Linked DNA regions of Homo sapiens: all the other regions are linked to region 2. A link is a loop called in an ENCODE intact Hi-C map of the cell type or tissue named here. Cell type or tissue: heart right ventricle. All regions are shown on one strand. Region 1 overlaps LOC124904265 (a long non-coding RNA gene). Region 2 has its middle 54 kb from the start of CTAGE1. Region 3 overlaps GATA6 (GATA binding protein 6).

The links. A loop is a pair of places that touch in the nucleus more often than their neighbours do. Peaks named below come from ENCODE experiments on the same cell type or tissue, not always from the same donor. Only the 100,000 strongest peaks of a DNase experiment are listed, where the experiment ranks them.
Region 1: it touches region 2 in a loop (3-fold over the local background); 19 of 110 quality-filtered maps call a loop at or near these places.
Region 3: it touches region 2 in a loop (5-fold over the local background); 10 of 110 quality-filtered maps call a loop at or near these places.

What each region holds. Positions count from the first base shown.
Region 1 is chr18:22,558,051-22,560,550 of GRCh38, forward strand. All of the region lies in intron 2 of LOC124904265 (a long non-coding RNA gene), which reads left to right. Among named protein-coding and RNA genes, the nearest start is that of CTAGE1, 140 kb to the left of the region's middle. In heart right ventricle, a CTCF peak has its summit at 1,487; DNase peaks (open chromatin) are centred at 1,131, 1,521, 1,661 and 2,121; H3K4me3 peaks cover 1,804 bases; H3K27ac peaks cover 2,500 bases.
Region 2 is chr18:22,362,578-22,365,077 of GRCh38, forward strand. No RefSeq gene overlaps it. Among named protein-coding and RNA genes, the nearest start is that of CTAGE1, 54 kb to the right of the region's middle. In heart right ventricle, a CTCF peak has its summit at 1,503; no DNase peak of the experiment used is centred here.
Region 3 is chr18:22,184,301-22,186,800 of GRCh38, forward strand. All of the region lies in intron 6 of GATA6 (GATA binding protein 6), which reads left to right. Among named protein-coding and RNA genes, the nearest start is that of GATA6, 16 kb to the left of the region's middle. In heart right ventricle, a CTCF peak has its summit at 1,149; no DNase peak of the experiment used is centred here; H3K27ac peaks cover 2,500 bases.

The sequences.
Region 1 (2,500 bases), 200 kb after region 2:
GGCATGTTGTGGGTGAAAGGGGTGTCTAATAAATAGGGACGGAAGGACACTTGAGTGTTTGAATACTCTGTTCATTTTTGGCAGCTTATTGCGAATTCATGTAACAATCCTTCCTAAGAGCAAGTTCTGGAGGAAGGAAGTATGAATCGCTGAGTTTAAGGATGGGGGGTGGGGGTGCAAAAATAATCAAAGTGGAGAAATAATTCTCAGAGTTACCTTCATTATTGAGTACTTACTATGTGCTAGGCCCTGTACCGAGTACTTAATATACATTGTTCTACTGTATTTCATTTAATTCTTACAACAAGCCTACATAAAGTAGATACTATTATCTCCACTTTATGTTAACAAGAGCTGAAGTTTGGAGATTCTATTACTCTCTATCCCTGTTGTTTAATCTGATAGCCGCTAGCTGCAAGTGGCTGTTAGGAATTTAAAATGGGCAACAAAGAAACTTAATTTTTTATTTAACTCCAAATTCTCATTTAATTCAAATTTTATTTTATTTCACATTAGTGTAAATTCACACTTAAGAACTAACACTGGATTCAGTTATTGAAAAATGCTTAAATATTTTTGGAACAATGTGAGTATGTGAATCAATTTTTTCAACTCTAAGTTTTATGAAATGTAACTACAGATCAAGTATTTCCAATGAAAAATTTGTGTCTGAATTGAGATGTGTTGTGAGTGTAATTTTTCGAAGATTCACTGTGAAAAAATATATGAAATATCTCATTTATAATTTTTATATTGATTACATATTGAAATAATGTTTTGAATATATCAGATTAAAAATATATTGTTAAAATTAATTTCACCTGTTTTACCTTTTCACTTTCTTTTATGTGACTACTGGACATTTTTCAATTCCCTAAGGGAATTGAGTTCCCCGGGGCTGACGGGGAGCACGGCCTGGGCAGCCCTTTCCCGAGGATGTCCCAGTGGAGACGGGCTCACACCGAGGTGCGCGCACATGCGCGTCTGCGCGGTCCGCCGCGGGTGGACCGAATCTCACCCCGTGCCCACGACCGGCGGGCTTTCCTGTTTGCCTTTTTGAACTCTGTTTTCTTTGAGTCTTGGAGAGAGCCAGGGGCTGTGATGTCACTGTATAAACAGAGGGAAGGGTGGGGGCGAAAGTTGCATTGGAGCGAACCCGGCGGTGGAGGAGGGCTGGTGGGAGGATGGGGGTGGGGAGGGAGATTTTTTTTTTAAAAGTGGTTTGGTCTCGGGGGTGTAGGGGCAGCGGGGGACTCTGCAGAGTCCCGATAAAGAAACAGAATGGGACTGCCAGTCCCTAACCTAGGGGCGGGGAGGGGGACGTGGCTGGAAGAGACAGGGGTTGGTGGGGGGAGGTTGGAAAAATATGGGACGCCTAGAGCTAATTCCTCTGATTAAAAATGCATTAGTTTGGAGGTGTCAGGGACACGCAGCTGTTTTCAAGGAAAGCCTGGCTCCAAGAGGTCCTCCCCGGCCGGGCCGCCTGGCGGCTCCATCCCGGGTGGGTGTCAGCGAGCGCGCAGCCCCCGACGCTTGTCCTCTCCCTGACAGGGCCCTGGCCAATGTCCTGCTGCTGCGGGTCGTGGTAATTTACATCCTCTCTGTGTACATTAACTTATCTGCAGCCGCGCTGGCTGCGCTCCTTCAGTCAGCCTGTCTCCTGCGCAGCCTGGGAGCCTTCCCCGACCCAGCGACCCACCGGGCGGCCGGGGGCGACTGGGGAACCCTGGGAATCACAACAACCGCCCGGTTCCGACCCGGCCCGGACGCCCGCGGGGGCGGGGGACTCTGTGGGGCCAGGCGTGGAGGGCCGGCGAGCCCGGCTCGGGCAGGGCAGAGGCGGGCGGCCGGGGGCTGGCGGCGAACACTTAGTGGCTAATTCATGACTCATGACTCATGCGCAGGCTCCTCTTCAGTGACAGCCGGGACAGTTCCTGGTTATTTGTAGCCCCCCGGCTTTCATTTCGCTGTAATTAAGCAGTCATTTGAGGGTCATTTCATCCCCGTTATAGGTTTCTCTGTTTTAATCATGCTTTGAGTTCCAGTGGGGGCAGCAGGGAGTGGAAGGGGAGGTTGGGAAGGAGGCGTGGAGGGCAAGAGGGTAATCGTCTCTGAGAACGCGTGCACTTTTCATAACTCTTCCCGTGACAGGCCCTGGTGCAGGCTCCGCAGACGCCGACGCCCGGCGCTCCGCTCCGGGGCGCGGGCCAGATCCTCTTCCCTGACACCCGCGGTCTTCCCTGAGAAGAGGTCTGGCCCTTTTTGAGTCAGATGTTGGATTTTCTGCTTTCCCCTCTGGCACCACACTAATCATTCTCTTTAATCGCTGTAGCTTTTTAATGAGGCCAAGTAGGTATTTATGGAGCCGTCTACTCTCCAAACGCTGATGCTTGATAAGTCATTTATAACTTATCGGTGGGCTTTGCATAGGCCAAACCCAGAAGAAAGGAAGTGAGAATAAAATAGAGGCTGGATTTTACGAGGAACCTTCAGCGTATCT
Region 2 (2,500 bases):
GTAAAATAAAGCAAACTTCCCTTGTCTGCTACTCTGCTCCAGATACTACTCCATTCCTCTGCTCCCTTTCACAGCAACACTCATTCAGAGTTGCCTAAAGTCCCCATGTATACTTTCTCTGCTCTTATTCTTTTTCAAAACCCCTCTAATCAGGATTTTATCCTGGTCACCACATAGGAACAGTTTATTACGGTTACTGAGGCTGCCCACATTGCCAAGTCCAGTGGCCGATTCTCCATCTTCATGATGTGCAACTGGCAGCATTGGACAGAGTTGTGTGATTTCTCCTCTTGGAAACGTTTTCTTCTCTTGGCTTCTAGGGACCACTTTCTCTGGGTTCTCCTCATACTGTTCTGATTGTTCCTTTTCAGTTTCCTTGTTGGTTCCTTTTCACCTGTGGACCTTAAACATGAAGTTTTTGAGGATGTAGGCTCCTTCCTTACTCTCTAAGGCAATCTCCTCCCAGTCCTGTGGCTGTGAGTCCTACTGCTAACAACTCCCACATTGCTCTCTCCAGCCTGGACCTCTTCTCTGAAATTCAAATTCCCATATCCAGCCTCCTATACCACAGCTCCATTTTACCATCTGACAGACATCTCAAACTCACTGTCTTCAAAGGAAAACCCCTGACATTGCATCTCTCCCTCCACCTAAACTGTTCTTAACAATTGCCCATGTCACAAAAAGATTTTTTTCATTCTTTCAGTTATTTGGTTCAAAGAATTTCATGTGATGCTTGTATCTTCTCTATCTCATACCCCATATCCAATTCAGCAAATGTCGCCAGTTCTATCCCGAAAAGATACCCAGACTTTGACCATTTCTCAATGCCTCCATCACTACTGCCATGTTCTGTCATCTTTCCTCCATCATCTTTCCTCTGGACCATGGCAGTAGTCTACAACTGGTCATTCTGCTGTCCTTCCTACTTGCATCCCTACACAATAAAATGTCTGTTCTCTGCGCAACAGTCACAATGAGCCTTTTAGACAAATGTCATACTCTATTATTTAAGACTGTTTAGTGGTTTCTCAGAGCCTTTCCAAAGTCTTTGCAATGGACTGGAGGATCCGTGTGCATTACTCACCCCTCCACGTGTCTGACCTGATCCATTCTCCCTCTCACTACTCCTGTCCAGACACATTGGCTTCTATGCTCTTCCTTGAGCACAGCAGGCATTCTCTGACCTCCAGGCTCGTGCTTGTGCTGTATCCTCTGCCGCAATGCTCTTTCCCCAGATATTTAGATAGTTGGTGTCCTCATTTTCTTCAGGTATCTGCTCAAATATCAGCTTATCAAAAAAGACCTCCTGACCACCTTATACATAGTACTCTCCCAGCATCCACTACCCCCATGTCCTAATTTATTTTTTTCCATAGCTCTTATCATTATCAGACATAATGTATTTCCATGAGACTGTTAGTTAATTTCCATTTCCTCCCACCAGAAGGTAAGCTGCATGAACACAGGGACTTTGTCTGATTTGCTCTCTGCTGATCCCTAGTGCCTGGATCTAGCAAGTAGTAGGGGCACAATAAGTATATATCAAGTGAATGAATGAGTTTCAAGCAGAATATACAGCTGACCCTTGGACAACATGGGTTTGAACTGTGTGGGTCCACTTACATGCAGATTTTTCTCAATAAAACTTATGCTAAGTGTGCCTGCCTCCCCTTCCACCTCCTCCTCCTCTTCCGCCTCTGCCACCCCTGACACAGCAAGACCAACCCCTCCTCTTCCTCCTCTTCTGCTACTCAACATGAAGATGATAAAAATGAAGACCTTTATGAGATCCACTTCCACTTAATGAATAGTAAATATATTTTCTCTTCCTTATGATTTTTAATAACTTTTTTCTGTAGCTTACTTTATTGTAAGAATACAGTATGTAACACATATACAAAACATGTGTTCAGCTGTGTATGTTATTGGTAAGGCTTCTGGTCAACAGTAGGCTATTAGTAGTTAAGTTTCTGAGGAGTCAAAAGTCATAGGCATATTTTCAACTGCAGGGGGTTGGGGAGCCAGTGCCCCAACCCCCACATTATTCAAGGGCTTCCTGTAAATATAAATCCAAATCCACACCTTGCCACATCAGAATGAAAACTGCAGAACATGCAGAACTATATTTTATTTATATGTATTTTTATTAATATATCATAGTTGTACTTATTTGGGGGACACATGTGATAGTTTGATACATGTATATAGTATGCAGTGATAAAATGAGGGTGATTGGGATATCAATCACCTCAAATGTTTCTCTTCTTCTTATGTTGGAAACATTACAATTCTTCTATCAATTTATAAATATGCAATAAGGTATTATTCACTATAACTTCTCAACTGCACCATTGAATACTAGAACTTATTGCTTCTATTGAGCTGTATTTTTGCATGCATTAACCAATTTCTCATCATCCTCTCTACCTGCTTTCCTCTGGTAACCACCATTCTACTCTCTCCTTTTTTTTTTTTTTTTTTTGACAAAGACTTACTC
Region 3 (2,500 bases), 180 kb before region 2:
TTTTTAGAGTTTCACAAGGGAAGAAGCCTTTTAGTTGTTTTTTTTTTTGCAGACTCATGGTAAAGAATGTTTCTAGGCTTTATAAAGGTGGACTCCATGCTATGGTGTTGTGTTTTACAGGCAGGTTAGATGTAACTGAGGATTGAAAGTGGTAAATAGAACATGTTTCTTGGGAAATGAAAAGATTATTTAATAATAATTATTTTTTTTTTGAGGCTGAGTCTTGCTGTCACCGAGGCTGGAGTGTGCAGTGGCGCAATCTCGGCTCACTGCAACCTCCACTTCCCGGATTCAAGCAATCCTCCCACTTCAGCCTCCCGAGAAGCTAGAATTACAGGCATACACCAACTCACCTGGCTAATTTTTTTTTGTATAGTTAGTAGAGACGGGGTTTCACCATGTTGGCCAGGGTGGTCTCGAACTCCTGTCCTCAAGTGATCCACCTACCTCAGCCTCCCAAAGTGCTAGGATTACAGGCATGAGTCACCGCGCCTGGCCTAAAAATATCCTTTATTATGCCGTAGTCCTCAGGAGCAATTATGTAGCTAGAGGCAAAACAATTTGGTTTTCTAAAGCAGGGAGGGAGCCGCCTCTCTCCTAGCTGAAATGAGGACTGCTGCCAGCTCCAAGTCACTTTTGTTGGTGGTACAGTCCAGCTTAAATGTGGCAAAAAGACTAATTTGAATGATAAATTGCACTGAGGTCGATATATACCCAACAATGGGCTTCGGGGACTTGGAACCATTGTGGGTGGAGTCTTGTGATTTTGTGACGTAAAATTTCAAAATTTGCTATTAGCAAGTCCTATCGGTTGCTGTCCAGCGAAAGGAGTGAAAAGCCAGTGAAAAGGGCCATGGTCTGGCTAGAAGAAGGGCCTTGGGAGTTCCATCTCTGGTCCTAGGCTTATTGTCCCAGGAACTCTCACCAGGGACAGAGCAGATGGAGGTGGCTTGCTGGTCAATGCCCTTCAGAGGAAAGATCAGTTCCCCACCAGAGGCCAGGAGGCAAAGCAACAAGGATGTTAAGGATGGGGTTGGAGAGTACTAGTTTCACACCAGGTCTTCAGCTGCAAGCTTCCATCCCTGCGGTAGTCTAGGCAGCCTCCACGGGGACTGAGAAGCTGGGAGTGGCTGGTGTGAGCTGCAGCCAGGGGGCATCTCTCCGAGCTCTCCAGCCTCTGGGCTGCGCAGCAGAAACACTGACTGCCATTACCAGGGCAGGGGGTAGGGTTGCTGGCCTGCCTACCAACCTCCCCAGTTCCCCAGGGACTGACTCTTGGCCTTGTTCCGAGGGCACACACGGCTGGTGCCTGGGCTTGCAGGGTTTTATTTCATGGATGTCTCCAAAAGCCTCTACCTGCTGTGGCCATTGTGGGGAAACAGCTACTCGTCTGCTGGCTGCCTTTGGAAGCTGTCCCCCTGTAAGAATACCTGTAGTAGGCTTGAGTGGTGTCCCCAGGTTGTTTTCATGGCGTGCCTGCGTATAACTGTGGATCCCTTCGCACTTTTTGATGTCCTCTCTGGGTGGGCTGAGCCTTCATGTGTATGGCATGGCCCATGTGGCTGCCGAGTAGCTGTGAAGAGTCTGCTGGAGGAGCCATCTGTGAGCAGCTGGTAGAAGCATTTCTAAAAGGTGCCTGTGTTGACAAAGGTGTGTCATTTTCCCATTTTGGTCACAGTGCATAATGTTAGAGGGCAGCTGGCTTTGTGACTGATTGCCTGTAGGATTTTGTGAAATGCTGTGGGTGAAGAAAATATCAGATCCACATAGCAAGGTTGTATCTGGTGTTTACAAAGTATATGTATTACATACACAGCACCGAGGTTGGCTTGGAGTTTAAGCCTCCTAAGGTAATGCGTCCACCCCACGGATCTCCAGTGCTCCCTGTGACTGACTGGTAGAAATTAGTAGTGCAGGGTGACCCTCGTTTGATGGGGCCACGGAACTACAAAGCAAAGGGCGATCTTAGGCACCCTCCCAGCAGAAGGTGGAACTGGGGGCCACATATCCCTCCATTTAGAGATGTAAGTAGCAGTATCACTGCCTTTCTTTAATGACTGTGAGTTATAGCAAGGAAGTAAAAAACTGTTCCAGAGGCCCACATGAAACATGCTGTTTACTTTAATTCCCCACTGAAAAATCAGTTGTAGGAGATCACCGGTAGGCATTCCCAGCAGGCTTATTGTAAGTCCTGGGACATGACAGGAACAGGGTTCTGACCTGCCTTTCACGTGGCCATTTAAGTGATGGCACCAGGACCTTAGCATGACACAGAGTCCTGAGCTCTCTTGGCCAGGACGAAAGGAGCCACAGGAGCTGAGTATTGTGGAAGGGGTCTATCGTGGTTGTCTGCTTCTGGGAGAGGGGGCTCCAGGGCTCCCCTCCCCTAGCAGGAATGAAGGTGTGGGCATAATTCCTAGTGCACGGCATTCTTCCAGGATAAGTTGTCCTAATGCCACGAAAATTTTTGTGCTGCTCTGAAGCCTCATGTCTTAGCTTT